Regions from separate parts of the Homo sapiens genome. Here all the other regions are linked to region 2. Evidence: chromatin loops called from intact Hi-C (ENCODE). Cell type or tissue: mammary epithelial cell. All regions are shown on one strand. Links, peaks and the distances in the headings refer to the core of each region. The heading gives the core; the rest is flanking DNA. Region 1 overlaps DIAPH1 (diaphanous related formin 1). Region 2 holds the start of PCDHB2 (protocadherin beta 2). Region 3 holds the start of PCDHB10 (protocadherin beta 10).

The links. Peaks named below come from ENCODE experiments on the same cell type or tissue, not always from the same donor. Only the 100,000 strongest peaks of a DNase experiment are listed, where the experiment ranks them.
Region 1: a loop joins it to region 2, with 18 times the contacts of the local background. A loop is called at or near these places in 5 of 110 quality-filtered maps.
Region 3: it touches region 2 in a loop (6-fold over the local background); 5 of 110 quality-filtered maps call a loop at or near these places.

What each region holds. Positions count from the first base shown.
Region 1 is chr5:141,521,549-141,532,213 of GRCh38, reverse strand. DIAPH1 (diaphanous related formin 1) reads left to right here. Exons shown (of 28, transcript NM_005219.5): 20 at 2,517-2,611; 21 at 2,941-3,042; 22 at 3,273-3,512; 23 at 3,632-3,761; 24 at 4,517-4,641; 25 at 5,753-5,917; 26 at 6,041-6,176; 27 at 7,985-8,071. Among named protein-coding and RNA genes, the nearest start is that of DIAPH1-AS1, 31 kb to the left of the region's middle. In mammary epithelial cell, for the core only: a CTCF peak has its summit at 7,287 (motif pointing right); DNase peaks (open chromatin) are centred at 3,023 and 7,313; H3K27ac peaks cover 2,977 bases.
Region 2 is chr5:141,088,562-141,099,226 of GRCh38, reverse strand. It overlaps PCDHB2 (protocadherin beta 2), which reads right to left and starts at 4,612. Exons shown (of 1, transcript NM_018936.4): 1 at 524-4,612. The coding sequence starts at 4,436. The coding sequence ends at 2,040. It also overlaps PCDHB@. In mammary epithelial cell, for the core only: a CTCF peak has its summit at 4,654; a DNase peak (open chromatin) is centred at 4,596; H3K4me3 peaks cover 1,033 bases; H3K27ac peaks cover 387 bases.
Region 3 is chr5:141,187,797-141,198,461 of GRCh38, reverse strand. It overlaps PCDHB9 (protocadherin beta 9), which reads right to left. Exons shown (of 1, transcript NM_019119.5): 1 at 6,921-10,665. The coding sequence ends at 8,750. It overlaps PCDHB10 (protocadherin beta 10), which reads right to left and starts at 6,109. Exons shown (of 1, transcript NM_018930.4): 1 at 2,815-6,109. The coding sequence starts at 5,909. The coding sequence ends at 3,507. It also overlaps PCDHB@. RefSeq lists enhancers at 3,721-4,246, 8,768-9,326, 9,327-9,887. In mammary epithelial cell, for the core only: a CTCF peak has its summit at 6,151 (motif pointing left); no DNase peak of the experiment used is centred there; H3K4me3 peaks cover 329 bases.

The DNA.
Region 1 (10,665 bases), core at 1,104-9,103, 430 kb before region 2:
GGCAACAGAGTAAGACCCGTCTCAAAAAAAAAAACCAAAAAATTAAGTGAAGGCGGGAAGGTTGGCTTGTTTCAGGAGAGGGATCAGCATGTATGAGAGCATGAGATAACATTGTGCAGTTCAGGAACTGCAAGTAGTTGAGTACAACTGAGTAAAGTTTAAATCAGGAAAATGAGTGAGATTATCCTGTGTAATTTTTAGGAAGGCTGCTTTGGCAGTGATTTTGAGGCTGGATTGCTTTTTATCCTGTGTAATTTTTAGGAAGGCTGCTTTGGCAGTGATTTTGAGGCTGGATTGCTAAGGTAAGGGGAGACTATAGGCAGAGATGAGTTATGTCATTGTTTTAAACTAGGTGAGATGTGATCAGGGCCTGAAACTAAGGTGATGAGAATAAGAGAGGGAGAGGATATTAAGATGGTAGAATTAGGCTAGGTGCAGTGGCTCATGGCTGTAATCCCAGCACTTTGGGAGGCTGAGGCAGGTGGATCACTGGAGGTCAGGAGTTCGAGACGAGCCTGGTCAACATGGCAAAATGCTGTCTCTACTAAAAATAGAAAAATTAGCTGGGCATGGTGGAGCACGCCTATAATCCCAGCTACTCATGGGGCTGAGGCAGGAGAATCGCTTGAACCCGGGAAGCGGAGGTTGCAGTGAGCCAACACCATGCCGTTGCACACCAGCCTGGGTGACAGAGTGAGACTCATCTCAAGCAATAAATAAATTAAAATAAAAAACTAGCCAGATGTGGTGCCGCATGCCTATAGTCCCAGCCACTTGGGAGACTGAGGTGGGTGGAGGATTGCTTGAGGCTGGGAGGTCCAGGCTGCCATGAGCTATGACTGCACTGCTGCACTCTAGCTTGGGCAACAGAGTGAGATGCTGTCTCAAAAAAAAAAAAGAGAGAGAGAGAGAGAAGGTAAAATTAATGGAATTTAGTGATTGACTTGGGATAAAGGAGAAGGTGCTTTGAGGTTTAGGTCACTCTGCGGAAAGTGGTACCATTTACTGAAATAGGAAAATTCAGCAGGAACAGATTGTCTTTTCGGGGAGGTGGATGTGAGAGGTAGCAGGTTGGTGTCTTACTTAAAGTATATTCTCTAAGTGGCTGCCATCTTTTCATTGGCTTTGTGGTTATGGAATAAATCAGAGTCGTGGAAGTGAGAGAGAATAGGCTAGTTTAGATTGCTATAAAGTGAAAGAAAGAGAAACTGGTAATTTAGAGAGGAACATTGAGTAAGATTTAAAAAACTTGATTATGTATATATGATGAAGGGAAAGGTCTGTGGGGCTGCCTCTTCTGTTGACACATGAGGAAAGGATGAGTACATGGGAGTATATATACTTAGACGTAAATATATGAACACATGCCTCCTATAAGCTTACGAAAATGTTGGTATAGTTTTCTTCTAGGCGATTCCAAAAGGCTTATCTGAGTCTTTTCTAGTCTGGCTCTAACCAAGAGCCCTAGTGCTTTATTTTTAAGTAGGATAAGAGAAAGCTGAGCAAGTAATTTGACCAGTGGCTTTGATTTTTCTCAGTGAAGAGGAGCAGGGTCTTCCTGGAACAAATGGGGAAGTGGTGGGGCAGTGGGGAAAGTGGGAATATGTTGGAGGACCTGCCAAGAAGGGTGGGAGAAAGTGGAATTGGGACACACAAAGAGAATTGCTAACAGCGCGGAGGCCCCAGTTATCATTGGTGCTACTGCAAATTCATAGACTCCAGTCCGCATCAGCCTAGGTGTCAGAGTAGAGAAATGAAATGGCTAGACTGACCAGGGACCCAGAAGGAGAAGGAAGCAAAAGAAAGGTAATAGTAGGAGTAATAATACTAATGGGAGTCATAGTAGAGAGCAAATGAACTGATGGTTTAGAGGCTCCTAATGAAATAGGAAAGGCAGAGTGGAACTGATATATCAGTGAAAACAGAATGGTCAGGAGACTGGAAAGAGAGGTCCTGATAAGGCTGAAGAGTCAAGTGAGAGATTAGAAAGGGAGAGTTGAAAAAACAGGATGTATTTGTTAGGGAATAGGATATGGTGGTTTAAGGTCAAGGCAGCTTTGAGGATCACGTCCTGAGAGTGGGGAACTAAAGTAGAGTGGGGTGAAAGTCTTTGACGTATATATACTTTTTTGAGACGGGTCTCGCTCTGTTGCTCAGGCTGGAGTGCAGTGGTGCGGTCACAGCTCACTGCAACCTTGACCTCCTGGGCTCAGGTGATCCTCCCACCTCAGCCTGCCGAGCAGCTGGGACTACAGGTGCACACCACCACGCCTGGCTAGTTTTTGTATTTTTTGTGGAGATGAGGTTTCCCCATGTTGCCTAGGCTGGTCTCAAACTCTGGGGCTCAAGCGATCCGCCCACCTTGGCCTCCCGAAGTGCTGGGATTACAGGCATGAGCCACTGTGCCTGGCCTAAAAGAGCCCTGTTAGGAAGATTATCCAGCATAGGTTTGCAGGATGGGTTGGAAGCGGGAACAGACCGAGAAGAACATGTCTTAATATCTCATTTTCTGGCAGCAATCTTTTTGGGTTCCTTCCGCATGCCCTATCAAGAGATTAAGAATGTCATCCTGGAGGTGAATGAGGCTGTTCTGACTGAGTCTATGATCCAGGTAAGGAGTAAGGTGGTTCTGCTGGAGCAGGCTCTTCTGTGTCGCTGGGCACTGGCCTCATCTCTGTGTAGATGAAGAGGATCCTCCTCCAGCATTGCTGACTTATGAATGCTGGCTTTGAGAAACTGCCTTTTCTCTGGTGGTCAGATTACTTCTGGTATATTTTGCAAAAGTACCCCCATCTCAGTAGCTGCCTCTCTTCTCCCACCATATGTTTCTTTCTGTATGGTCCTTGAGCAGAGTGTGGGACTGACAACAGAGTAAAAGTTGTTTAGGCTTGAGTTGTTAGCGAATTCCCCTCCAGCTGAGATGTCTCTTCTGTCTTTCAGAACCTCATTAAGCAAATGCCAGAGCCAGAGCAGTTAAAAATGCTTTCTGAACTGAAGGATGAATATGATGACCTGGCTGAGTCAGAGCAGTTTGGCGTGGTGGTGAGTGAGGCCTGTGGCAGTAAGCGGTTTTCCACCTCCTGTATTCCCCTCCCCTCTAGAGAGCAGCCTGGGCATATGCTCCTTGCCGCTTGTCTGTTTTTGAACCTGTCTTAATCTCTCTCTTCTCCCTGCTCTGGAGCTGTGATCCTCCCATAGGAGGCTCAAGCGTGTATCTTTTTCTGACTTCCCCCTCTTTTGACTGTAATGGAACTGCTTGTGTTCTTTACTAGATGGGCACTGTGCCCCGACTGCGGCCTCGCCTCAATGCCATTCTCTTCAAGCTACAATTCAGCGAGCAAGTGGAGAATATCAAGCCAGAGATTGTGTCTGTCACTGCTGCATGTGAGGAGTTACGTAAGAGTGAGAGCTTTTCCAATCTCCTAGAGATTACCTTGCTTGTTGGAAATTACATGAATGCTGGCTCCAGAAATGCTGGTGCTTTTGGCTTCAATATCAGCTTCCTCTGTAAGGTGAGCCAAAGAGGTAGGGCAGGACAACACAAGGAAGGCTGTAGCCTCTATGAGTTCAGTGTTGGCAGGAGGCCATCTTGGACATGTCAGGATTTAACAGTTTCTCCTCTTTCTCTAAGCTTCGAGACACCAAGTCCACAGATCAGAAGATGACGTTGTTACACTTCTTGGCTGAGTTGTGTGAGAATGACTATCCCGATGTCCTCAAGTTTCCAGACGAGCTTGCCCATGTGGAGAAAGCCAGCCGAGGTGGGGCAGTTTGGAATGAAGCTAGAGCCCAAAAGTCTCTGCATGGGGAGGGAAATAAGACACAGTCTAGATGTGAGAGCATTTTCAGTTCAGACTATTTCAAGTGGAAATGAGATAGGATTTAGGCATGGTGCCTAAGTCACAAGGGCAGAGCGTATGGCTGAGGAGAGATCTTTATGTGTAGAAATAGGAAGCACTCTTTCTCTTCCTAAGGAAACACCAAACACCAAAAAACAGCTAGAAAGGCAGGTGTTTTTAGTCTAGGTTAATAGTTCTTTTCATTAAGAAAACATAGACTACATTAACAAAAATTAGGCCTCACTGTCCTGGAACTAGACAAAGAAAAAGCAGCATTCACTGGAAATTGGAACAGATTTCTGCCCCCGCCTCTATATTTCTATGTATATCTCCTTCCTCCCAAACCCTGTTCTCTAAAATAAATGAGACCAAGATCTCAGGGGATTTCATAGATTCATGTTAAATTAAATGAAGTCTCTCTTCTGTTCCTAGTACTGCATACCTTGTGAAGGCTGGAGGTTCAATGATCAAATAATTTATAGTTTCACTGGAAAGATGAAAACTTAAGTATGTGACACAACTAAAGTACATAAGGAACTAAAATTATTAAGTACCAGAATGTGTGTATAGACTGAAGCTATGCTCTGAAAGGTGAAACTAAGGGGTGTTGAGGCTGGGATTATTAGTAAGCTCTTGCTGTCTGTTTTTATGGTTTTTTTTTTTTTTTTTTTTTTTAGTTTCTGCTGAAAACTTGCAAAAGAACCTAGATCAGATGAAGAAACAAATTTCTGATGTGGAACGTGATGTTCAGAATTTCCCAGCTGCCACAGATGAAAAAGACAAGTTTGTTGAAAAAATGACCATATCCTCTCTTGAAAGGAGGGAGTTGTTCCCTAGGAAGGGAAAGAAAACTTCCTGTAGTGGGGGAAAAACAGGATAGATAGGGCAGTATGCAATTTTTTTCTCTTAAAAAACTCTTTTTCTTTAAATACATAGTTTTTTGGGTTTGTTAGTATTTTGAGACAGGCTCTCTCTGTGTCACCCAGGCTGGAGTGCAGTGGTGCCATCACGCCTCACTGCAGCCTTGACCTCTTGGACTCAAACGATCCTTACCCCCTCAGCCTCCTTGGTAGCTGGGACTACAGGCATGTGCCACCAGGCCCTGCTAAACTTTTTGTAACCTTTTTTTCTTTAGAGATGGGGTCTCACTTTGTTGCCCAGGCTGCATAGTTCCTGAGAGCATTCCATTGTTGTGGAGTAGAAGCACACCATGCAGATCAACCATAAAAGTCCCACCAACTCCCCTGCCTGTACCCCGTCTCCACTACACACGCTCACACATGCTTCCCTCTCTTTCCCCTCCCCAGAGGTAACCACTGCCACTGGACTTTATTCTGATTTGCACCTCATACATTTATTTTAAACAAAAACTGCATTGTATTGTGTTTTGCACATATGTCTTGGCCATGTTTCCATAATAGTATTTATAGAAAACCTCCTTTTAGGTCAAGAGATGGAGACCATCCTGGTCAGCATGGTGAAACCCCATCTCTACTAAAAATACAAAAAAATCAGCTGGGCGTGATGGTGCGCGCCTGTAGTTCCAGCTACTTGGGAGGCTGAGGCAGGAGAATTGCTTGAACCCAGGAGGTGGAGGTTGCAATGAGCCAAGATCGCGCCACTGCACTCCTGCCCGGCGATAGAACAAAACCCTGTCTCAAACAAACAAACACAAACAAACAAACAAACAACAGTTTAAACTGCCACCTTCTTTTTTTATAGGTGTACCATAGTTCATGGTTTACTATTCCCCTATTTAGGGGTACCTACATGGCTTTGGTTTTTGCTGTTATAAACAGTGCTGTATTGAACATCCCTTTGCATGCCAGTACTCATCTTTGAGTAATTCCTTGGGCTAGAGAAGTGGGTCTGCTTCTTGGTCTTGGTCTTGGTCCTTTACTCCTTGGCTGCACAGCTTTGTGAAGGATGCACAGGAACAGTATAACAAGCTGCGGATGATGCATTCTAACATGGAGACCCTCTATAAGGAGCTGGGCGAGTACTTCCTCTTTGACCCCAAGAAGTTGTCTGTTGAAGAATTTTTCATGGATCTTCACAATTTTCGGAATATGTTTTTGGTGAGCAAGGGATACTTGCTGACTGAATCTTTTGTGGGCATTTCTCACTTTCCCCTGGGTTCCTGTTGGCTGGTAGTAGGTATACAATGCCCATGTGTTCCTTCCTCCTCTTCCCTGCCCCAGCAAGCAGTCAAGGAGAACCAGAAGCGGCGGGAGACAGAAGAAAAGATGAGGCGAGCAAAACTAGCCAAGGAGAAGGCAGAGAAGGAGCGGCTAGAGAAGCAGCAGAAGAGAGAGCAACTCATAGACATGAATGCAGGTGAGGAGTGAAGACGGGTTGATGGGCTGAGATAGGAATGTTGGGAAGACTTCTCTGCCTAGAGTCTAGAGGCAGAGTCTCATGTCTGAGCTCACCTCCTGGCAAATGATTTTTGGCAGTCTTCACTCCGAGATCCTGATGCCGGACTTTAACCCCAATTCTGATACATGCGCATTCCAACTTGCCCTGGTTAAACTATTACCTTTTCTCTCCTTTGCTCGCTCTTGCATTCTCTCTCATTCCCCTGTGATTGTGGTATTGCTGTGATATATACTGTTTTCCTTCTGTCCATCCAAAGGTTCCTCTGGCCTGTTCTCATTCCCTCCACTAAATCTTTCGGGTTTTTTTCTGTAAAATATTTTCCTGACGCTCCTCCCATCTTTTAATTGTGGCGTGTCTTCCCTTTCTGCTTATTTCACAAAGTACTATGTCCCTAGTACCTTAGCACAGTTGTATGCACAATTAGATTTTAAATGGATTGAACTTTTGGAGCGGGTGGGGAGCCGGTCACCCTCTTCTTTCTTCAGCAGAATCTCTGTTTCACTACCAGAAGCATGTCTTTGTTGAAACATATGGTTTCAATTACTGGCCCTCTGTTTCCTGTCTCTGCTTCTTTCTTGCTGCAGATTCCCTACCCCTTCGCCCCCACTGCTCTCTCTGTGGGCAGCGGAAATACAGCATACACTGCTCACACAGCACTGAGCCCATGCCACCCTCCTCTAAACCTGAGGGGCCACAAACCTTCTGCAAATGAAGAGGTGTTCACAGAGCTGCTGAGTTTGTTAGGAATCAGTATTTTACAGAGCACAGGCACAAGGGCTGCTCTGATACCTCTTGCTACCAGGGACTTTTTATACTTTTCTGTAAAGCAATTTCCTTGCCCTTAGTTGTAAGCCACAACTTCGTAATGCTATTAAAGCCCACACCAAGTATCCTTCACCTTCCCCTGGGACTCCAGGGTTTGTCCCCAGGTACTGGCTAGGATGCAGTGGGGGAAGGTGGAGTCCCGCTGACATGTGGGATGAGGGCTGCACACGGTCAACAGGTGGCGTAATGGACCTTGCCCAGTTTCCAGTACCCGGGTCAAGCAAATGAGGGTGGAATGTAGGTCAGCTGCACTGGTGATGCTCAGCCAGCAGGTGGCGCTGGGAGCAGTGAGCCCCAGCCTTGGATCTGGCAGCCTATGGACTTTTTGGGATTTCACAGTTTCAGATTTCACTATCCTAAGCTGTTGTCATGGAAACCGAGCCAGGCTAGAACAAGGATTCTACATTAACTCTTTGTATTCCAGCCAGGCTGCTCCTCTTAGATGCAGAGGACTTAGACATCAGGAAGACTTAGCCACTGGAGGCAGTACTTCAGGAAAGTGCACTCTTTGATCAGTGGTCTTTCCTCGGCCCTGCTCTGAAACCTAACCAGGCAAAACACTTTAGGATAAAAGGGAGTGATATAGTTGCTTAGTAATTTCACAATCGTAGTCTCTACTTATCCTGGTCTTGGAGTTGGGCAGTTGTATAATTTTGTTGCTAGTCCTGATTGGGGTGGGGAGGATGGCATTGCGGGAAAATATCCCAAGGTCTGCATTGGATAATAGGCAATGAGATCTTTTGTTTTAACCATTTTTTAGCAGATACAAGTAAACATGAGCGTGTGAGACTTAAGGCTGAGCTCTCTTTGCCTCTTCTTAGCTGCCAGCTGCTGTGGGAGAGGGGAAATCAAGCAATAGCCATTCATTTTGTGTGGGGCTTGATATTTGCCATGCTGCTCTGGCTGAAGAGTTCACATCTCCATCTTGTTCTTTATAACAGAGGGCGATGAGACAGGTGTGATGGACAGTCTTCTAGAAGCCCTGCAGTCAGGGGCAGCATTCCGACGGAAGAGAGGGCCCCGTCAAGGTAAGTAAGCACATGGAGCTCATCCTGGGTGTCGAAGGGGGTGAGGGCTCTCTACTCCTGCCAGTCTGCGGCTAAAGAGCAAATAATGATGCTCTAAGCATCTTTTTAGTCCCTGCATCCAGAACGGATTATCTAGTCCTCTTCTTCCCATGTTACAGAGTAGCGACTTAGAAAACTGGGGTTTAAGGGACTGGCAATAAATCAGTTACATTGGATTATGCCGCATTTCTCCCCACTCTTGAAGCAGATATTTGGAACAAAGGAACTGAGCTGCAGGACCCAGGGATTTGAGTTGGCATTTGTGTGTATGAACAAAAGTTGATCTAAATACAAAATGTATATTAGATATAGATTGAAATTCAAAGAAAAAATAAGTCAGAGTCCTTACTCTGGACTTCACAAGCAGAAGACATACGTAGAGAGAACTAATAATAGAAAGTATAAAATTTTGTAGACAGGTTTAGGCATCATTATTCCCAGATAGAAAAATATAGAGGAGCATCTCAGTTGAAGGATTATGCCGTGTCTGAAAACTACCTTTTCCTTGAGTGCAGTTAGCCTCTATTGCCCTTGCCTTCCCCATCACTGCCCTGCAATCTCCTTTCATGTCCTTTGGAAGATCTAAGTGGATTACATTGAGCTAGAGATTCTAAAAAGAATTATGGAGCTAGGACAAGTGATCCAGGCATTAGTATGGGAAAAGATTAATGAATAAGTTCCCTTTCAGGGAAGCTTACAGTGGCCAAGAGACTAATTCAAAGGAAGGTATAGGCAAGTCTGCCCCTCATGTGGAGTTGACCTGCACTATCGTGTCTAGTGAAGGTCTTTTGAGGCTAGGAGTGGTGGCTTCTTTACTAATTTGAAGAGTGGGAATTACAAAAAAAGGCATCATTAGAGGTTTCTACTTCAGAGGGACTTAAATCTATGTTCCCTGTTTCCTGGCTGTTGCATTGTGTAGGCCCATTTGATAGTTATACTTTGAGATTATTGTAAACAGAAGGAGTTAACACAGCTTGCTTTGGCCAGTGCTTAGCTATTAATACAGTGGTATCTGTAGGGCCTGTAGTACCTGCCACAGCCTGGAAAGGGGGACCTTAGAGCATGCTAGCCTATGTAAACTCAGTATTCTGGCCCAACAACAGCCATCACTGTGAGTTTCATCTGTAATGGCTGGCTGCCCATTTCTACCTATACTCTGAATAACCAGAGTGATACTCCCTTCTGAGGGTTCTCTTGTATGACTTCAGAATGTTCCCCAAACTGAAAGCTCCCGAGTCAAAGTTCTTACCCATTTTCTGGCATTCTCTGAGTACAGGCTTTCTAAAGCGTGGGGAGAAGTGGATATGAAGAGCTGAGTACTCTCTGGGCTCGAGCATTTAGTCTTATAGATAGGTGTTTGCAAGGAGAGTACAGCTAGAGGTACTATTACTCCTGTATTTTGTCTTTATAGGTTCTTACAACATTATTTCCTACTGACCACACAAGGTGATGTGGCCTTAACATTAAGCATTTCTAGCCTTACAAAAATACATTGCATCTTATTGTTTTTTTTTTTTTTTTTTTTGACCCCGTCGGCTAAGTGCCTGCATCAGAATTTTGGTGGGGAATTCCCTTTTAAGCCTCTTCCTGTGGAACTATACTAGAATCCCAGATGCTTCCTGTCCACAGGTAGCCAGACATCAGTGGCTTCCCTCTGCTGGGGAAGCCCCATTCTTCACTTCTTTCCAAGTAGAAAATCAGAACTCACAGGTGGAGGAAGGAGGAATTTTGTTGGAAACTAACCTTCCAGCAGAGGACCTGAATTAGTCAAAGTACTCTCTCCCATGCAAGAGGGAATAGGAGGAGACTTATACTAGGAGATACTAAATTGGAAAGTAGGTGAAATGACAATTACATATATTTTAAGTGGCTCTAGCCTATAAGCTTATCTTTCTAGGCTCTGGGTCCACTAAATACACTTGAATATATCTGGGAGAATCTCAAGGGAGACATTTGTAGTTATTCTGGTAACTCTTTAGACCCTGGTGCATTCACATCATGTAAAGTGATGTGATGCGGTCTCACATTAAACAGGAGGATAGCCATCAGAGTAGATTACAAAGAACACAGGGCTAGGTAGGGATCAAAAGACCTAAAGTCACATCTAGTTCTGATGCTGTCTGTGTTATCCTAAGCAAGTCACTTAATGTTTCTGGGACTCAGTTCCTCAGGTATAAAATGAGAGTTGGACTAGAATGAATGGTCTGCAGGGTCCCTTCCAGCTCTAATATTTTTTTTGTGCAGTGACAACAGGATTAAGAGGAGAGAGAGGCTGGACTTAGATGGCCCCATTCTCAAAATACAAAGGCTCCACTGGCTATAGGTTTCTCTATGCAGCTACTGAATTTGGCTGTTCCACCCCTTGCCTGGCTGTCTCTGACTATTCCTCTTGGCTGATTGCTTTGAGCTAAAAAAACAGAGGCACTGTGGAACATATCTGCCTCATAGCCCTCCTTTTTTCCAGAGAGGCAGCTGTCCCTATTCAAAGACACTAGCTTTTTCCCTAGAATTTAAAGGAATGTTAAATTCTTCCGGTCTCTGGAGACCTGGGGGAG
Region 2 (10,665 bases), core at 1,188-9,187:
CTATCATTTGGGTAGAAGAAAAGAAACTTTGTGACTCATCCAAAATCCTACAGGTAATGAGTTGGTTGATCAGAGACTTTTGATACCAACACAGCGCTCTACACCATTGCTAATCTCAAAACAAGACCTTCAAAGTTAATATTAAAATTTTAATAGGATAGCTCATTCAAATGTATGTAAAAATGATATAAAAATATAAAGATAGACTGAGTAACATTAAGAATTAAGATTTGTTTTAATGTATGGATCAGAAAGTAAACTGCAAGAAATGAAAACAGTTGGGTGAGTCATTTAGGGAACTATGGAAGGAAATTTAAGTAATAAAATTAAAAGCCATCTGTATTCCTTAAGCCAGTGGACAGGAAAGGAGGCTCAATTTAAGCATTAAGAGAAAAAGTAAAAATATGTTGAAGGAAAGCGACAACAGAATGATAACTGCATGTTCAAACAATGGTAACCAATTCAATTAATAACAAAATTATAATTCATTGTACACCAAAGAGTATTTGATTCCAGCAAAATGTTTTCCTTTAAGTGTTCTAGTTTATTTAAATATCAATATATCACAGGTAAAATACTTTTCTCTCTTTCAATCATTCAAAAATTTTATTAAGAGCCTATAATATTCCAGTGACTGTGTGAATCATTCAATAAATGAGGGAGCTGTTGAGAAACAGAACTCAAGCACCTTTATAAAAAAGCATTGAAAAGTCTAGGGAAATGAAAGGGGGAAAAATAGAAGTAGTCAGTGCAAAAAAATAGAGTGAGTGGTGCTAGATAAATTTTTCTCCCTAAAGGCTTGTTTCTAAGTGAATCCTAAATGCTCCAGAAAATTTTAAAAACAGCAATACCAAGCTATGTTTGAGGGTTCTAAAGGTAAAGGACAAAGACATGTACTCCCTCAAATTTTTTGGATTTTAATGAAGTGCTCAAAGTTAATAGGTTATTAATAATTTTAAAAGATTTTAAAGGGGGGGACTGGAATAAGCAGAGGGCTCTTAAAAAAACTATTTGAAAGAGAAAGCATGATGAATTAGCATGCCTTTGAAAATTGCTAGACATGTATTATTTATCTACATTTTTGAATATTAATGATTGACTTTTGACAAAAATTTATTAGAGCACTTATGATGTTAGTGCCTTGTAGAATCCAACAGTTAAAATTCTTACAATCTCTAAAGACTAATACTTTTCATATGTCAACACTTGAAAGAAGTATACATATTGGACTGGGGGGCGGTGGCTCACGCCTGTAATCCCAGCACTTTGGGAGGCTGAGGTGGGCAGATCACCTAAGGTCAGGAGTTCAAGACCAACCTGACCAACATGGAGACACCCTGTCTCTACTAAAAATACAAAATTAGCCGGGCATAATGATGCATGCCTGTAATCCCAGCTACTTGGGAGGCTGAGGCAGGAGAATCGCTTGAACCCGGGAGGCAGAGGTTGCGGCGAGCCGAGATTGCGCCATTGCACTCCACTACAGCCTGAGCAACAAGTGCAAAACTCCATCTCAAAAAAAAAAAAAAATTACATATATTGAAAAACGTAAGGACGGTGCTTGCTATATTATTCATAAATATACCTATTTAAAGGGTTAGCCAATGTGAATTCACAGGATAGAATTTACACTAGCCTAAGAGGATATAAAAAACACAAATATTCTGGGCTGGAAAATATAACTCATGTAATGATAACAAATATTTTCAAATGTAGGACTTCAAAATTATCTAGGACCATAGACTGTGAGGTCTGGAAAAGATGCTCTAACTTAAAGATTTCTGAAAATACAAAATTTACTTTTACACTTTAAATGCAATTAAATTGCAATGAAACTAACCAACAATTAGAATACAAAGAAAATTTACATTTATTATACCGCAAAAAAACTCATACATTTATAAATACCAGTAACATGCATAGAATTGGAATAAGATGGTTACTTTCTAATAAAAGGAGACACCTCCAATGGGCAAAGCAGTAAAAAAGGACTTTCCACAAATTAAACGAGACTAGCCTCAGTAGATCCTTATTAACACTTAAGTGAATTCAAAGCTCTTCCTGAAACTGGGATTTGCCTCGCTAACCCTCTCTGCACCCTGAGCAACGAAGTTGGGGATAATTGGCTTCAGGAACTTGAACTCATTTGTCCCGGAGCCTCCAGTCAGACACACCTCGTACTGGTAGCTCTGGGACAGGGTCCCGGTGCCGCTCACGTCCACCATCTGCCCTGGAAAGGGGCCCTCGGGCACCGAGCAGCGACCCACCGAGGCCGCCCTGCTCCTCCTGCACAGCCGCACCGCCACGAACAGGAGCACCGAGAAGAGGAAGAGCGAAGACACCGAGGCCAACGCCACCACCAGGTAGACGGTGAGCAAGTCGGCCTGGGCCTGGGCCGGTGCCGCCTCCGGGAGCAGCAGGTAGGGCTGGGAGAAGCCGTCCACCAGGAGCACGTGCAGCGTGGCGGTGGCCGAGCGCGGAGGCTCGCCATTGTCCTTGACCAGCACCACCAGCCTCTGCTTGGCAGCGTCGCGCTCCCTCAGCAGCCTGGCGGTGCGCACCTCGCCATTGTGCGCCCACACGCCGAACAGCCCGGGCTCCGTGGCCTTGAGCAGCTGGTACGACAGCCAGGCGTTCTGGCCCGAGTCGCCGTCCACCGCCACCACCTTGGTCACCAGGTAGCCCGGCTCGGCCGCCCGGGGCACCAGCTCGGTGCAGGGCGCGGAGCCGTTCTGCAGCGGGTACAGCACGAAGGGCGAGTTGTCGTTGGCGTCCAGCACCAGCACGCGCACCAGCGCCTCGCTGCTCAACGCCGGGGAGCCGCGGTCTGCGGCGCCCACGCGGAACTCGAACGCCTGCAGGGCCTCGTAGTCCAGCGACTGGAGAGCGAACAGGTGGCCGTTGTCCGCGTTGATGGAGACCAGGGAGGCGAGGGGCAGGTGCGGGTCCTGGGGCGGCAGCAGCGAGTAGGTGACCTGGGCGTTGGTGCCCGAGTCTCTGTCTGTGGCGCTGACGCTGCCGATGTGCAGGGCGGGGCTGTTGTTCTCGCGGACGAACAGGGTGTAGGAGGTTTGGGTGAAGGCGGGGGCGTTGTCATTGACGTCGGAGACCAGCACGGTTATGTTGTGCTCGGTTTTCAGCCTGGGTGTCCCGAAGTCGGTGACGGTGATGGTGATGTTGTATTCGGATCTGGTCTCCCGGTCCAGGGCCGTGCTTATCACCAGAGTGTAAAAGTTCTCAACAGAAGGTTTCAAGAAAAAAGGAAGATCATCTTGGATGGAGCACACCATCCTTCCGTTGTCTCCGGAGTCAGGATCTGAAACGCTGAATACAGCAATGAGGGTGTCCTGCAAGTTTTCTGGGATCTGATTGATAAGTGTCGACATAGTTAGTTCCGGAGGATTGTCATTCAAATCCATCACTTGGACAAATACCACACAAGTTCCAGATAGGCCCCCACCATCTGTCGCCTGAATATTTACTGTGTATGTCTGGATGGATTCGAAATCCAGTTTCTGTCTTAAAAGCAGTTCTCCCGATTTTGCACTTAATCGAAACGTTTTGCGAATGTCTTCAGATGCTTGGGAAAATGCATAAGATATTTCTCCATTAGTTCCAATGTCTAAATCCCTGGCAGAGACGATGGCAACCTGGGATCCAACGGGGCTGTCCTCCGGGATCTGCACCTCATAGAGCAGCTTTGCAAACTCTGGGACGTTGTCATTGATGTCCACAACTTCAATCCGTACCAGGGCCGTGCCGGACCTGGGTGGACTCCCGCCATCTAGCGCTGTGAGGGTTAACCTGATCTCAGGCTGCTCCTCGCGATCCAGGGCTCTGTTCAGCACCAGCTGTGGTAATATTATGCCATCGAGACTGTCTTGTAAATTAAGATGAAAGTGGAAATTGGGACTGATTGTGTAATTTTGGAGACTGTTGGTTCCTACATCCAAGTCCTGGGCACGTTCTATTAAGAAAGTAGTTCCAGGAGTGATACTTTCTGGAATTTTCAAAAGTATTTCTTTGTCTAGGAAAACTGGGGAATGATCATTTACGTCCCTAATCCGTAGCTCCGCCTGAAAAAACTGCAAGGGATTTTCTAGTAACACCTGGAAAGGTAGGACACAGGGCTCTGTGGGGCCGCACAGCTCCTCCCGGTCCAATTTCTCATTTAACAACAAATCCCCGGTCTGCCTATCGAACTGCAAATGCATTTTTTTTCCTTTGGAAACGACCCTGGCCCCCCTCACAGCAAGTTCTCCTATCTCCAGCCCCAGGTCTTTTAACAAATTGGCCACAAAGGAGCCACTCTCCGTTTCCTCGGCCACTGAATAGTGCCTAGGCTGGCAACTAGCCTGAGCTATGCCCAGCAAAACAAAGAATATCAGGACTTGCCTTTGTTTCGGAACGCGCTCCTTCCCCTCTCCGGCCTCCATTGCTTTCTGGTCTCTCACCAAACGTGCTCCAGCTCTGGCTCACGTTGTCGCTAACTCTATCTCCCCGTATCTCGCTGATACTGGGATGAGTGGACAATCCTAGGGCCCGGATTTCCCGGAGCGACCGCCTTAGAAAGCCTCCTCTTCCTGCTTGCTGCTTCTTTAGCTGAGTATCTGGGTAAGGGAGCGTCGGCTGGGTGCTTTGTTTCTGCTACTTCTAAGGCTGCAGCGCCACCCCGCGTCTCTTCCGAGTATTTATTTTCTCCTAAACTTTAAGAAAATCCCAGTGCTTTCTTTCAGGCTGATGGCAATCGAAATTGAGTATTTTCAAGTAGTGTCTCTCAGTGTACCGAAGTCTTATTGGCGTTTCGAAAGGCTCTTCATTGCACCCATAGAGACAGGGCAAGAATAAATAAATCTTCACTTCCCTCACAAATCCAAGCTTTTTTTTTTTTTCAAACTGGAAAAAATAAATTTCAGAACCTGGAAGGGAGTGATCTCAGTCCTAGCATGCTTCGGAAAGAAGGCTTAGACTAAGAAAGTTCTATTTTTATTCAGAGTTTGGGCATGTGTGCAACTCAGTGGTGGTTAGATTACCATCATCACACTCAAACCCAGCTGAAAAACAGAGACCCAGGAAAAGCACAGAATCCAAATAAGAGTATTTTAATGGGCACTGAAATAGTCTCCTTACTCATATTTCTTTCTTTGCACTGCTCCCACTTCACATTTTCCTGAACTTTGATGTGTCTGAGCCTCATGAAACTCTCCAAGAGCAGCCAGATATTTCCTTATTGTAAATGTATCAATATTATTTTCCTTTCTAATGCCTAGGAGAACTTTCAACATAACCTCAATTCAATTACCACATCTAGCAAAGAGCAATTTCATAATATTAAATAGCCAGTAAATATTCCAGTTTCCCCAATTATCTTTAAAAATGTCTTTTCAGTGATGGTTTCTTCAATCTGCTTCCAAACAGGGTATATATGTCATTGTTTGTTGTTAGGTTTTTTAATTTTGTCTTTTTGTTTCTTTTTTAATGTTAATATAAAGAAGTTATCAAGCCACAGAATGACATGAAGGAAACTTAAATGCATATTTCTCAGTGAAAGAATCCAGTCTGAAAAGGCAATGATACTGTATAATTCAAATTACATGATACTCTGAAAAAGGCCAAATTATAGAGACATTTAAAAGACAAGTGATAGCTAGGAAGAAGAGGGAGGGGGATGAAGAGGTTAAACATGGGGTACTTTACGATACTACAATGGTAGATACATGACATTATGCCGTTGTCAAAATCCACAGAACTATACAACACAAAGAGTGAACACTAAACTATGAAATTTAGTTAATAATTTACCAGTATTGGCTCATCAATTGTAACAAATGTACCACAGTAATGCAAGATTTTGATAACAGGGAAACTTTGAGTGGGAGAAAATCGGTATGTGAGGGGAACTGTTTGTACTATTTGCTCAATTTTCTGTAAACTCTAAGGCTGCTTTAAAAAATAATTTTACTTTGGGAGGCCGAGGCAGGCAGATCACGAGGTCAAGAGATCAAGACCATCCTGGCCAACCTGGTGAAACCCCATCTCTACTAAAAATACAAAAAAAATGAGCCAGGCATGGTGATGGGTGCCTGTAATCCCAGCTACTTGGGAGGGTGAGGCAGGAGAATCACTTGAACCCGGGAGGCGGAGATTGCAGTGAGCTGAGATCATGCCATTGCACTCCAAGCCTGGTGACAAAGCGAGACTCCATCTCAAAATAATAATAATAATAATAAATATTAGGATGTGTCTCTAAAAGATCCATTGGGTTAAAAAATTGGGGGATGAAGAAAAAAATTAAATATATAGAACAGTTAAAAGAACTATACATAAACTACAACTCTAACCTCCATCCAAACTTAACAATTGTTTATATTTTACCATATTTGTTCTATCTTATTCTGTACACACACCCGCTTTTCTGATGACTTATATGAAAGTAACTTGCAGACATCATATTTCACCTCTAAATATTTCAGCAGGTATCACATAATTATAATATTATCTCATATAATCATAATGGTTCTATCATACCTAAGAAAATTTAAAAAAATTCTACAGTTATCTAAAATCCAGCCCCAATCAAATTTCACTGTCTTTCCATTATCTTTTCCTCAATTTTGATAAGAATTCACACTCACTCAAGTTCCTTTGACAAATGCACTTACTTTTTTAACTATTTGTTATAAGGAATGTCTTAGAAACTTTTTCAACCAACTTTGATAATTGTATTTGGCTATTAGATCTATTTACTCTAGAATACTCCCCCATCTTTAATGACATTAGATTTCTGAAGTGTCCAGACTAGTTGTTTTGTAGGATGTCCTACATTCCAAATTTGATTGTTTCCTCATGGTATCATTTAACCTGTTCTTCTATCCCCTGTATTTTCAGAAAACTGGACTGGATGATTTATTAAATGTAACAATAGCATAATATTTTAAAAAGCTCTCATTTATCATCTTGTAACTGGCTAAAAAAAGGATAATCACAGGTTCCTTTTCTTAACATTTAGAAAACAAATGCCTATCTCTACCTGTTGATATTATTTTTTGCTTTCCATGATTATTACTTTTATATGGATGTTATAATAATTCAAAATATGTTAATTCATTGACATTGAGCATTAAACAAATTCATTGAGGTGAATAACACCCAAGGTCCAAGTCTTTAAAAACAGCTTTTTATATAATCTGCAAAACCTGATTAGGGTCCGAAATAGATGTAGTGAAGATCAGTTATATCATACAGGCAAATTATAACTGGTAGGTTACTCGAAATTTTATATTTAACCAGGTATATGGCTATTTCCTTTGGACAGGTTTTCTGAACTAAAGCAGTTATGGTTAATTTGGGATAACATAAAGGAGAGGAAAATAGGTAATATGAAGAAAATAACATAATCTCTTCTCACAAGCTGGAGAATAGAAAACTTAATATCTAAGATATTTCAGAGGATACAATAACCAAGAACACATTAGGTTTTATTGTGAAAAAAATTTTAAAACCTCTCATGTTGTCATGTGTCCTCACAATTCAGAAGGTTTTACCCATCTTTCATTTCAATGCTATTAACACACCTAGAAATAGAAGTAAGTTTCTCTTTTTCAAAGATTATATAACCAACACCAATATTTTATATTCGTATATAGGTTTCCAGCTTTAAATGCATTATATCCGCTATGCTATTTTAAATCATTTATTTTCTTAAACCTTGATGAGAATACACCTTCCTTCTTTACAAATGCTCTTATTTTCTTAATCTCCTTTAATAAGGAATCATATATATTAGATTATAATTTATAGCATATTTATAAGTCTGAATGAAATATGTTTACATATAGTAATTATTTATATTATAATGAGGGGAATCTATTGCATAATTTAAAAATTATGTTATTACAGTAGGTTTAATTTCTTAGGTTTCGCTTTACTTTTCATATGCTGCACAAGCAGAGACATTATCCTAGGAGTCACTTTCATAATTTTGAAGATTCATTTAATAAAATCTAACATATTAAAATGTTACACAAATAATTTCATATACAGGAATAGAAAAATATTTTCAAAAACATACCAAAAATGAAAGCAAGTCATTACAGTCTTATTACAAAAGTACAGCCATTCAAAAACTAAATAAGAACACATTGTTTGAGTATCTGTCATAATTAAGCTTGCCTCTCTCTTTTTTGGACTAAAGGGTGATTTGATCTTTTGACTGCCATGAGATGAAAATTACAAGAATTAGGAGAAAGGGTAGTCAAAGGGATTTACATGACCATTTTCCTATCAAAGATAATGCCAAATGATATGGAGATATTATCCCCACTAGTATCCCTCTTTCAATAGAGAGGGATCTTCAGCCTTTCAATGCCTTCTGCCCACAAGCTGGCTTTACTTACTCAGCCATAAGATGGCAGAAGAAGGAGGGGTTTTCAGTGATCTAACACTAAGATTCTGCAGAAAATATAAGAGAAATATTCTAGGACAAGAAGGGAGTGTTCTGGCATAGTTTATTACCCTAATCTAGTGTGAAAATTGGGGGCATATTCAACTAATTTACTTTTACCTTATTGAGGATACAAATAAGTTTCCCCATAATCTATCAAGACATACATTTCATGAAGCTCAAGCAAACAAGATTTCAAAATAAAGGTCGGCTACACGTGGTGGCTCACACCTGTAATCCCAGCACTTTGGGAGTCCAAGATGGGTGGATTGCTTGAGTCCAGGAGTTTTGAAGACCAGCCTGCAATGTGGCAAAGCCCCATGTCTACCAAAAAAAAAAAAAAAAAATCAGCCAGGTGTGGTGGCTCACGCCCATAGTCCCAGCTACATAGGGGGCTGGGGTGTTAGCGTCACTTGTGCCCTGGAGGCAGAGGTTGCAGTAAGCCGAGATCACACCACTGCACTCCAGCTTGGGAGACAGAGCGACACCCTGTCTCAAACAACAACAACAACAACAAACAAACAAGCAAATGAAACAAGAAATAAATATAACTCAAAAAGGGGAAATGGTGTTGTTTATTCTCTTCCCACAGTACAAATAAGCAAGAAAAGGTTTTTAAAATGATACCTGCACAAGAATCTTGCCCAATTTTGTTTAAGGAGAACCATCAGAGTCTATTAGGACAATCTGTCCCCTTGAAAATAAAAATCTTGACCAGGACTGCAGATAAAGCTAGATAGACAGATATAGATGGAAATAGAGATGAGAGAGACAGAGGTATGACCTCTTCCAAAAATCTCAGACTTTTTTTTATGATTAAAATAGGTTAAAACTTAAATCAGGTTTAGGTAATCTGGTAGATGATTGAATTTTCACTAAGATCACTATTGAAATTTTACTTTAAAAGAAAATATGGACTGGGTGCTGTGGCTTATGCCTGTAATCCCAGCACTTTGGGAGGCCAAGGCAGGTGGATCACGAGGTCAGGAGATCGAGACCATCCTAGCTAACACGGTGAAACCCTGTCTCTACTAAAAATACAAAAAATTAGCTGGGCATGGTGGCAGGCGCCTGGAGTCCCAGCTACTCGGGAGGCTGAGGCAGGAGAATGGCGTGAACCCGGGAGGCAGAGCTTGCAGTGAGCTGAGATGGCGCCACTGCACTCCAGCCTGGGCAACAGAGCGAGACTCCATCTCAAAAAAAAAAAAAAAGAAAAGAAAATAATATGGCTAAATACAATATCGAAAATTAGTAAATAATGAAGAAATCCAAAGGTGTAGAGAGGGCAAAGAATACGGGGTGAGGGGAAGAAACCTGAAACTCTGACTACAAAATACAAAGCATAAATAATCAATTTAGATATGCTAAAGAAATATAAGGAAATACTTGAAAATTATAACATATTTTCATATCACAGTAATTATTTGAACATCTACTGTGTAAAGAAGCAGGCCAACAAGAAAACAAAGGAATACTAAAACCATAGTATATGCTAAGTGAGGAATCTAAGTGACAGACCCCATATTCCTGAGGTCTGTCAAGATGTAGCCAGTAGAGCTGAAAGAAACAGCTGACCAGCAGCAGTTGTTGTCTGAATCTGGAATACATAGGTGGCATCTCAGTGTCCTTGACCATAACCTGAAGTCTATGATTGGCTAGATTACCATCACTCACAAACCTAGTGTGCACACTTCCCAGTGTTGGGCTAACACGCTATACAGATGGAGACTCAAGTCTTTGAGTAACTGATAGGACATGAAGACCTTCCAGACCTAGTCTCCTTCTACTGCCACCACCTTGAACATCACATAATCCGTTCTGCATTAAATATAACACAAAGGAGAATTGCCATTGCCATCAAATATTACCAACCACACCAACACCATGCTGCTAGCTCATGGTAGTAGTAGTGTCTGTTTCTCTCATACAGAACTTGACTCTTATGGGCCTTACAAACAGATTCTTTGTGTCCACTGTCATGGAGTACTGCACATCCTGGGAAACCAGAAGCAAATAAGTTACTTGGGTGTTTTTCTAAGTCTCTGTTTATGGCAGTGTGCTGCTAAAATGCACACTCTAGGGCTGTGTTTTCATACTTGATAAGTGCAGAGGCAGTTTGGTGAAAATGAAGACCTGGTTATATTGTTTCCTTTCAGCTTACAGTAACTCCAGATCTCTGGCAGTAATCATAGAATTGTACTTGTCTTTAATCTACCTCTATT
Region 3 (10,665 bases), core at 1,248-9,247, 99 kb before region 2:
AAAATTCTAATTTCAAATTACATTCACAAAAATGTGAACTAGATACATGGTTGAAAAATTATCAGTGCAGAAGAGTAGAAATTGAATAGTATGTGGATTGACTATACAATTATCCTTCCTTCTTCTTAACCCCTCTCTAAAATGACAGAAAAGTAATAAAAGGTATGAATTCACAAAGACTAAGAATACATAAGTAAATACACAAATTATTTGATGATAGAAAGCAGATGAAAGAGCAATTGACAATAGTTCCAAGAAATGTCTAAAATAAAGTTCCTTCATTGGAGATACTAAAAATAAACTACTGGGTTTTCCCTACACAATCCTAGTAGGTACCAGACTTGGAGGAACCAGGTGTATAAGAAGGCTGAAGTCAAGTAAGGGCTTAAAAAAGAAGTTATTAGTTGAAAGTATGTATGTAGGATAGTTGAATTCTCTGGTCTTTTCACCATCATACAGAGACAAGAAAATAACTGAGAGCCAGAGAATGGAAAGCTTATACTCTGGAGAAATTAGATTATATTCTGGAGAAATTATACTATCTCCAGTCTTGGAAACCCCAGGCAGAGCTGAGTGAAAGTAGGAGGTATGAAACTAAAGATAGGGAGATTAGGCAAAACACTGCCTTCTGTATTGTGAGACTCCTAGCCATGATACTCTCAGATTGTAGGACACAAGATATATGCCTGACATCTTCCCCATCGCACCCAAAACATTGAATATTGTAGAATTCTATCCTGGGGAATATGAAAGGCGCAGATAAAGACTTACATGTACTGATATGTGGGGGTTTCCCAAGGTAGTAGCTCTATCCTAGCATGGTTACATTAGAGTGAAGCCCTGTCATCAATACTCATGAAGTGTTGACTGTCAGCATTTGCTGTGTCACCATTCATATATATAATAAGACAGTCAAAGATAACAAGACATTTGAGAAAATGCCTACAACATGAAATAGAAAAGCCAAAACTGTAATACTACCGCCAAGCACAAAAAGCAACAGGAGGGAATAGATATAATTCAGAAAACAAAAGAAAGCCTTTTAAAATGTCTGATTAGTATCCCCAGAGAAACAAAATGTAATAAGAGCTAACACTTATTGACTTATTCTAAGTTCATTATTCTAGTGCCTCATATGGATTTACCTAGTTGATGTTAACAGTAACCCTATCAAGTACGTATTTATACCTGGAAGACAAAGAATAGCTTAGGGCTTAAGTGCCCCTTACTAGCTATATAGCCTTAGGCAAATTCTTAACTTCCCTTTGATTCACTTGCAAGTTTAAAATAGGTATAATAATAACTCTTACTATATAATGCATTTTTAAAGAATAAATAGATTAATTATAGATGAAAGAAGATTTACATTTGCAAATTTGTAATAGGATGTTATGAAAAACCAAGAGCTCTTAAAAATAAATATTTGCTATCCAAAAAGAAAAACTTAAATATGGAGATTGGATGATTAAATAAATTGTCTAATAAGTAGAACAAGAGATGGAAAAGAAGAAAAAAATTATAATTTAGAGTCTCAGAAAATCAACACAGGAGGTGCAATATTTAATGAGATTCTGGTTAAAGTGAGACTGTAGAAAACTCAATGGATAAATTATTACTAAAACATAACAAGAAAATTTCTCAGAACTTACAGTAAGAGTCTATATGTTAACAGGGTATGCCTGCATGGCCAGATTAATAAATAAAATGCCTGTATTAAGGTCTTTTCAGATTACCAGGAAAAAGTTTTTCAATGCTTCCAGGAAAGGAGGTAAGAGAGAAGGACACAAAGAGAGATGGAATCAAAATCAAGTCAGTCTTCTGAAGAAACTCGACATGCAATGAGTAAAAGAGACAGCTTCAGCTTTCAAAATTTGAGGGAAAATTATTTTCAAACTAGAATTTTATACCCAGTCAAACTATCAAGCAAATGAAAACAAACAAAAAAGATGTCTTCACAATGTAAGGAGACAATTTTTTAAAAATCTCTTCTGCATTCGTTTATATGAAGGTCTTGAGAGATGCGTGCCAGCTGAATAAGAGAGTAAACTAGAAAAAAGAGTATACTGGACCTTGGAAAAGTAGACTCATACAGGAAAGTATTGAAGGGAAAAAGTCCCAGGGTAACAGTCTATAGATTAACCAGTCTAAATGAAACAGGAAACTCACGATGAAAGAGCTCCTGAAAATAAATGTCATTGACAGAGTATCTTAAAAATTGGAATATTTTTAAGGAGAAAATACATTCAAATGAAAGATATGGAAAAAAACAATAGAGGTACATAGAAAATAATGCAAGTATGAAATAACAATTACGAACTCTAGGAACCATACTTTTCAAGTATGGAAATGTAATTCTAGTACAGTATACAAATGCATATTCTGAAGCATGTAACAATATAGATAATAACCACTAATTTAACTAAGAAACTGTGACATCTATATTGGAGAATAGGAGAAAAAGAATTTGCAATGTTTGCATATGTTTGTTAGTTTGGAAATAAAGCTAAAATGCTTTTCTATTATAGAAAGAAATGGTTCAAATACAAAACAATATCAAGATATAGTATTATAAACATATTATTTATAAATATTGAGATCAATTCAAGAAGAAACCACACTGTGGTAAGGGACTGGCAGAACAGCTAACTTAAAAAACTATAAAATGTTAGTTATATATAGTATATATTTTATATATAGTAATATAAAAAAACTGATGAAACTTGTTTTTCATTCTAACCTTTAGTTCCTCTTGCTTATTAAAAATTTGGTATTTAAAATAAATTTGCAACATATAAATGAATATCTCCAGCAATCTCAACCACACATTTCAAAATGTTTTATTTTTATTCATTTTCAGGCAGATTATAATTTTATTTCAATTATAAGGCATAGTCTGTTTTATACATCAGCAAAAGTTAACATAAGAAAATATTGGCCAAGTAAAAGTAGCATGCTTAAAGATAAAATAATAAGTATATAAACTAAGGGTATTATTGATGTTCAGTATTGCTCACAATATGCTTTGTTTCATTTTGTCATGAGCATAGTAGTAGAGAAATATTTCTTTTTAAATACATGATGTAGAAATAAATGACATGGTTTTCAAACACGAATATATAGAATGTTAGAATGAGTTTGGAAATGTAGATATGCCTTCTTAAATAGAGCAAGTACACTATAGACAGAAGTGATTAGAATCATGAGATGCAAGCTCTGAAATGAATCAAAACCTCAGATTTCTGTAATGAGATATAATAGTAATTAATTCCTTGGGCAGTTGGAAAGAATTAAAACCTTAACACTATCATTTAGAAAAAAATACTCATTAAATTAAACCCAGTTGTTATTAATGCAAAAAAATGATGAAACATTGTAAAACCACAGGGGTATACTACTTGAAAATAATGCTTGAAGTTGCATAATAACTTAAATTTGAGATTTAAAAGTAAACTAATAGAAACATGGCTATGTAACACACCAAAAGTATATGAAACTAAAAACAGACTTTACTGAATATTAAATCCAAAGCTATTTCGGAAGGTGGAATTTTCTTCACCCTTCCTCCCAGGGCCCTGTGCCTGAATATCCGAAATAACTGGTTTCAAGAACTTGAACTCACTGGTCCCGGGGCCTCCCGTCAGACACACCTCATACTGGTAGCTCTGGGACAGGGTCTCAGCGCCCCTCACGTCCACCAGATGCCCTGGAAAAGGACCCTCGGGCACCGAGCAGCGACCCACCGAGGCCGCCCTGCTCCTCCTGCACAGCCGCACCGCCACGAACAGGAGCACCGAGAGGAGGAAGAGCGAAGACACCGAGGCCAACGCCACCACCAGGTAGACGGTGAGCAAGTCGGCCTCGGCCTGGGCCTGGGCCGGGGCCGCCTCCGGGAGAGGCAGGTAGGGCTGGGAGAAGCCGTCCACCAGGAGCAAGTGCAGCGTGGCGGTGGCCGAGCGAGGAGGCTCGCCATTGTCCTTGACAAGCACCACGAGCCTGTGCTTGGCTGCGTCGCGCTCGCTCAGCAGCCTGGCGGTGCGCACCTCCCCATTGTGCGCCCACACACCGAACAGCCCGGGCTCCGTGGCCTTGAGCAGCTGGTACGACAGCCAGGCGTTCTGGCCCGAGTCGCCGTCCACCGCCACCACCTTGGTCACCAGGTAGCCCGGCTCGGCCGCCCGGGGCACCAGCTCGGTGCAGGGCGCGGAGCCGTTCTGCAGCGGGTACAGCACGAAGGGCGAGTTGTCGTTGGCGTCCAGCACCAGCACGCGCACCAGCGCCTCTCTGCTCAGCGCGGGGGAGCCGCGGTCTGTGGCGCCCACGCGGAACTCGAAAGCCTGCAGGGCCTCGTAGTCCAGCGACCTGAGGGCGAACAGGTGGCCGTTGTCCGCGTTGATGGAGACCAGGGAGGCGAGGGGCAGGTGCGGGTCTTGGGGCGGCAGCAGCGAGTAGGTGACCTGGGCGTTGGTGCCCGAGTCTCTGTCTGTGGCGCTGACGCTGCCGATGTGCAGGGCGGGGCTGTTGTTCTCGCGGACGAACAGGGTGTAGGAGGTTTGGGTGAAGGCGGGGGCGTTGTCATTGACGTCGGAGACCAGGACCGTTATGTTGTGCTCGGTTTTCAGCCTGGGTGTCCCCAAGTCAGTGACGGTGATAGTGATGTTGTACTCGGCTCTGATCTCTCTGTCCAGCGCGCCTTCTGTAATTAGGATGTAAAAATTCTCCACAGAAGGTTTTAGTAGGAATGGCAGATTCTCTTGAATGTAGCAAACCATCTTTCCATTTTCTCCAGAGTCTCTGTCATTAATCTTAAAAACAGCCAGCGGCGTCTCAGGAGAATTCTCAGCAACAGAGTTGGAAAATGATGATACGATCAGTTCAGGGGGATTGTCATTGGTGTCCAATACTTCCACTAAAACCCTACATCTTGCAGAAAGGCCTCCACCGTCCATTGCCTGTATATTTATTTTGTAAGAATTTACTAACTCATAATCAAGCAATTCTCTGAGAAAGATTTCCCCAGAAAAAGGATTGATTTGAAAGGTTGTTCGAATATTTTCTGAGGCATCAAAAAATGAATAGGATACTTCCGCGTTGACTCCAGAGTCTACATCTTCTGCCCATACCTTAACAATAAGGAACCCAATGGGGCTGTTTTCTGGAGCCTGGGTCTCATACAGAGCCTGGGCAAACTGTGGGGCATTGTCATTGACGTCCAAGACAACGATGCGTACAGTAGAGGTCCCAGACCTGGATGGAGACCCACCATCCAGCGCTGTGAGGGTTAAGCTGAGCTCTCCCTGCTCCTCCCGATCCAGTGCTTTGTCCAACACTAGCTCTGGATATATCATGCCTTCATCACCGCCACTAATGTTAATATGGAAAAAAGAGTTGGGGCTGATCGTGTAGTTTTGGATACCGTTAAGTCCTCCATCTGGATCCTGTGCTCTTTCTAGTCTAAATGCTGTCCCTTCAGCTGTATTTTCTGATATTTTTAAGACTGTTTCTTTGTCCTGAAATACTGGCGCGTGATCATTTATATCCCTGACTCTCAGCTCAGCCCGGTAAATCTGAAAGGGATCATCCATTAAAATTTGGAAATACAGCATACAGGGCTCTTTAGGGCCACACAGCTTCTCTCGGTCCAGTTTCTCATTTGTGAGCAAATTCCCGGTATGTGAATCCAGGAGCAGGTATTGTTTGTTATCATCGGAAACCACCCTGGTTCCCCTTGCAGCCAGCTCCCCCTCTGCTAGTCCCAGATCCTTTGCCAGATTGACCACAAAGGATCCTTTCTCTGTTTCCTCAGTCACCGAATAACGTCCAAACCCAGAACCTGCCAAGGACACTCCCCAAAAAAGAAAAAGAAACAGGACTTGCCTTTGTCTTGGGAAGCACAACTCTCTGACAGCCATAGCTGCTGCATACGTTATTTCCTAGTTGGTTACAGCCACAGCTCCCAGCATAAAAGAACAGCAGTAGGAAACCCTGCACCTACGCCGTGTAGCCCAGGGGTCTTTTTTGTCCTTTCCCTTTCCCAATCTTTGGCAGCTAAAGCTTCTCTTTTAAGTTCATCTGTCCGTGTCTTCCTTTATTAGTGACTTGCATAGCATCCTCAGAGCAATTCCCAAACCGTCTCTTTAGCCTGCAGCGCCACCGTGTGGCCTCCACCAGATTTCAGTAGTTGTACCCATTTGGGTGTGTGTATTCAGACAATTTCCTTTAGTGCCTCATTTAAATTTTTCATGTTTATTTTCGTTTGTCTTGTAAAAATTAATGTTGAGACAGAGAAATAGTCACATTGTTGAGATTCTTCAATTCTTTTTGGGAAAAGTTAAAAATTCAACACTTGAAAATATGTTTCTAGCAATAACTCTGTCCACCTCACTGTGCTAAATTTAGCTCTCTACTAGTCCTTTCATCTCAGACACAACTCTCACACAATGTCAAGAATCAAAGGGAAAATGTTGCTGACATCTGGGATCACCAAAGTAACAGGAGATTTTACTTTTCCAGAAACATCGGGATAAGAACACCAAAACAGACAAAGAAAATATGTTTCACACCTTCCTCAACAAACTTCAAAATCTCATCACACTGATTAAGGAGAATCATCACTCTGTAATCTTGTATAATGCATTTAAGCTGTCCCTCCTCTATTCTCTCATAAAAACTTGTGTATACAACTATGATTGCCCTGCAAATATTATTGCTTCTTAATTCATGCAAATCTATTTCTTCTTCAATGTGTGGGCTACTTAAGGATAGGAACTATGTCCTAATCATCTGTGAGTGACAAATCAGACAAGCAATAAATACTGCCTGTATTAGGACATGCATAAATAAACTCAGATGGGTAGAACCTGAAACGTTTTCCAGTGCCTTTCAATTCCGACCACTTGAAAGTTTTTTTCTTTCATTTACTCTTTGCAATTTCTGTTTCCTTACTTTCACTTGTCTTTGTTTTTCTTGTATTAGCTTTAAAGTAACTTACAGGGTTAAATAAGAGATTGATCCTTATTTTAAGGTCCCCTCTTAATTGAAATTTAGCAGGATCTAACTTCTCTGCACCAAATAAAGGGAGGTAAAGAACAGACCACACTAACACCTATCTTAACACTATTAAAATTAAGAACAGCATTCTAGTGTCTTTTTTCATAGAATTTTATTCAAAGTTCTTTTTAAGTTATTTTATATTTTATTTTATTTTATTTTGATGGAGTTTTGCTCTTATTGCCCAGGCTGGAGTACAATGGTGCAATCTCGGCTCAAAGCAACTTCCACCTCCTGGGTTCAAGCGATTCTCCTGCCTCAGCCTCCCGAGTAGCTGGGATTACAAGCATGTGCCACCATGCCTGGCTAATTTTGTATTTTTAGTAAAGACGGGGTTACTTAACGTTGGTCAGGCTGGTCTCAAACTCGTGACCTAAGGTGATCTGCCCGCCTTGGCCTCCCAAAGTGCTGGGATTACAGGAATGAGCCACTGAGCCCTGCCTCAAAGACCTTATATCTAGAAAGAAGCTCTATTTTGTCTATAATAGGCCCAAATGGATTAAGTCAAGGAATGTCGTGGAGGAAAAGGCTAGACACTACCAATAACACTCTAATAGCTGAATATAAAAGCCGCACAATATAAACCTCTACTTTGTGATTGCTGTTGTTTTTTCAACTGGATGGCACTGGGCTATTAGCCATTAAAAATTTAACAGGAACCTCAGGAACCTCTGATTTGTTTATACAGAATTAAAAGGAGCAAATTAAATATTTTCACATGATCCTATAGAATGACTAAATTTTTTTTTTTTTTTTGGTTTCCAGACTAAAGCCCATTTACACACGCTTAATATCTTGCAGTGGTTTTTCTTCTAAGGCTAATTAGGGGTTTATTTATCATATCACTTACAAGAGAAACATTATATTTCAAATAGGGAACTATCAATGCCGGGAAACTAGAACTTTAAAATAAAAGGTAAAGTTTAAGAAAATTATTGTAGGCTGGGTGCGGTGGCTCATGCCTGTAAATCCCAGCAATTTGGGAGGCTGAGTGGGGTGGATCACGAGGTCAAGAGATAGACCATCCTGGCCACCATGATGAAACCCGTCTCTACTGAAAATACAAAAATTAGCCGAACGTGGTGACATGCAACTGTAGTCCCAGATACTCTGGAGGCTGAGGCAGGAGAATCGCTTGAACCTGGGAGGCGGAGGTTGCAGTGAGCTGAGATCGCGCCACTGCACTCCAGCCTGGGCGACAGAGCGAGACTCCGTCTCAAAAAAAAAAAAAACAAACAAACCAAAAAACAAACAAACAAACAAAAAACAGTTGTAATGAACAAGGATGGCAAACCAATAAGAACACCGGTTTCAAAAGAAAAATAGAAGAAATATCAAATAGTAAAAGCACATATTACATGCAGCAGACTATTTTAACAAGTAAAAAGTTTTAGGAAAAGAAGAACTAATGAATAATGTAGAGGCAATGAATTTAAAGTCAATAAAGACATTTAAAACGACCAAAAATTTTTAAATGATATCAACTTTGAAAAATATTATATTTCACTTATGGGATTCTAGTAAGAAATGCCTCATCAGGATACAAAATAAGAAAAAGTTAACTTGTGAAGTTAAGCATAATACGCAAAGTTGAAGATGAATCAAACAAAAAATAGTACCTTCTTTGTGGTGGGCATACACAATTTAGTTAGCCAACAAGAATATATTAAAGAAGTAAATGTCTTTATTAAGTGGGTTCCTTTCAATAATTAAATCCAAAGCTATTGGGGAGAGTAGAATTTTCCTCTATTTCTTTCCCACCCCTATGGGGCGGGAGGTGGGGGGTAATCGGCTTCAAGAACTTGAACTCGCCGGTCTCTGAACCTCCAGTCAGACACACCTCGTACTGGTAGCTCTGGAACAGGGTCCCGGTGCCGCTCACGTCCACCAGATGCCCTGGAAAAGGACCCTCGGGCACCGAGCAGCGACCCACCGAGGCCGCCCTGCTCCTCCTGCACAGCCGCACCGCCACGAACAGGAGCACCGAGAGGAGGAAGAGCGAAGACACCGAGGCCAACGCCACCACCAGGTAGACGGTGAGCAAGTCGGCCTGGGCCTGGGCCGGGGCCGCCTCCGGGAGAGGCAGGTAGGGCTGGGAGAAGCCGTCCACCAGGAGCACGTGCAGCGTGGCGGTGGCCGAGCGAGGAGGCTCGCCATTGTCCTTGACAAGCACCACCAGCCTGTGCTTGGCCGCGTCGCGCTCGCTCAGCAGCCTGGCGGTGCGCACCTCCCCATTGTGCGCCCACACACCGAACAGCCCGGGCTCCGTGGCCTTGAGCAGCTGGTACGACAGCCAGGCGTTCTGGCCCGAGTCGCCGTCCACCGCCACCACCTTGGTCACCAGGTAGCCCGGCTCGGCCGCCCGGGGCACCAGCTCGGTGCAGGGCGCGGAGCCGTTCTGCAGCGGGTACAGCACGAAGGGCGAGTTGTCGTTGGCGTCCAGCACCAGTACGCGCACCAGCGCCTCGCTGCTCAAAGCCGGGGAGCCGCGGTCTGAGGCGCCCACGCGGAAGTCGAAAGCCTGCAGGGCCTCGTAGTCCAGCGACCTGAGGGCAAACAGGTGGCCATTGTCCGCGTTGATGGAGACCAGGGAGGCGAGGGGCAGGTGTGGGTCCTGGGGCGGCAGCAGCGAGTAGGTGACCTGGGCGTTGGTGCCTGAGTCTCTGTCTGTGGCGCTGACACTGCCGATGTGCAGGGCGGGGCTGTTGTTCTCCCGGACGAACAGGGTGTAGGAGGTTTGGGTGAAGGCGGGGGCGTTGTCATTGACGTCGGAGACCTGCAGGGTTATGCTGTGCTCGGTTTTCAGCCTGGGTGTCCCCAAGTCAGTGACGGTGATGGTGATGTTGTACTCAGCTTTGCTCTCTCTGTCCAGTGCACCTTCAGTCATTAGGATGTAAAAATTGTCAACAGACGGTTTCAGAAAAAAAGGCAGATTATCTTGAACATAGCAAATTGTCTTTCCATTTTCTCCGGAGTCTCTGTCTTTAATCTTAAAAACAGCCAATACTATCCCAGGAGAGTTTTCAGCAACAGAGTTGGAAAGTGATGATATGATCAGTTCAGGAGGATTGTCATTGGAATCTAATACTTTTATCAAAACTGTACATCTTGCAGAAAGGCCTCCGCCGTCCATTGCCTGTATATTTATTTTGTAAGAATTTACTAACTCATAATCAAGCAATTCTCTGAGAAAGATTTCCCCAGAAAAAGGATTGATTTGAAACGTTGTTAAAATATCTTCAGAAGCATCAAAAAATGAATAGGATACTTCTGCATTGACTCCTGAGTCTGCATCTCCTGCAGACACTTTAACAATAAGGGACCCTACTGGACTGTTTTCTGGAGCCTGGGTCTCATACAGAGCCTGGGCAAACTGTGGGACATTGTCATTGACATCCAAGACCACAATGCGTATAGTGGAGGTCCCAGACCTGGATGGAGACCCACCATCCAGCGCTGTGAGGGTTAAGCTGAGCTCTTCCTGCTCCTCCCGATCCAGTGCTTTGTCCAACACTAGCTCTGGATATATCATGCCTTCATCACTGCCACTAATTTTAATATGGAAAAAAGAGTTGGAGCTGATCGTGTAGTTTTGGATACTGTTATGACCTTCATCTG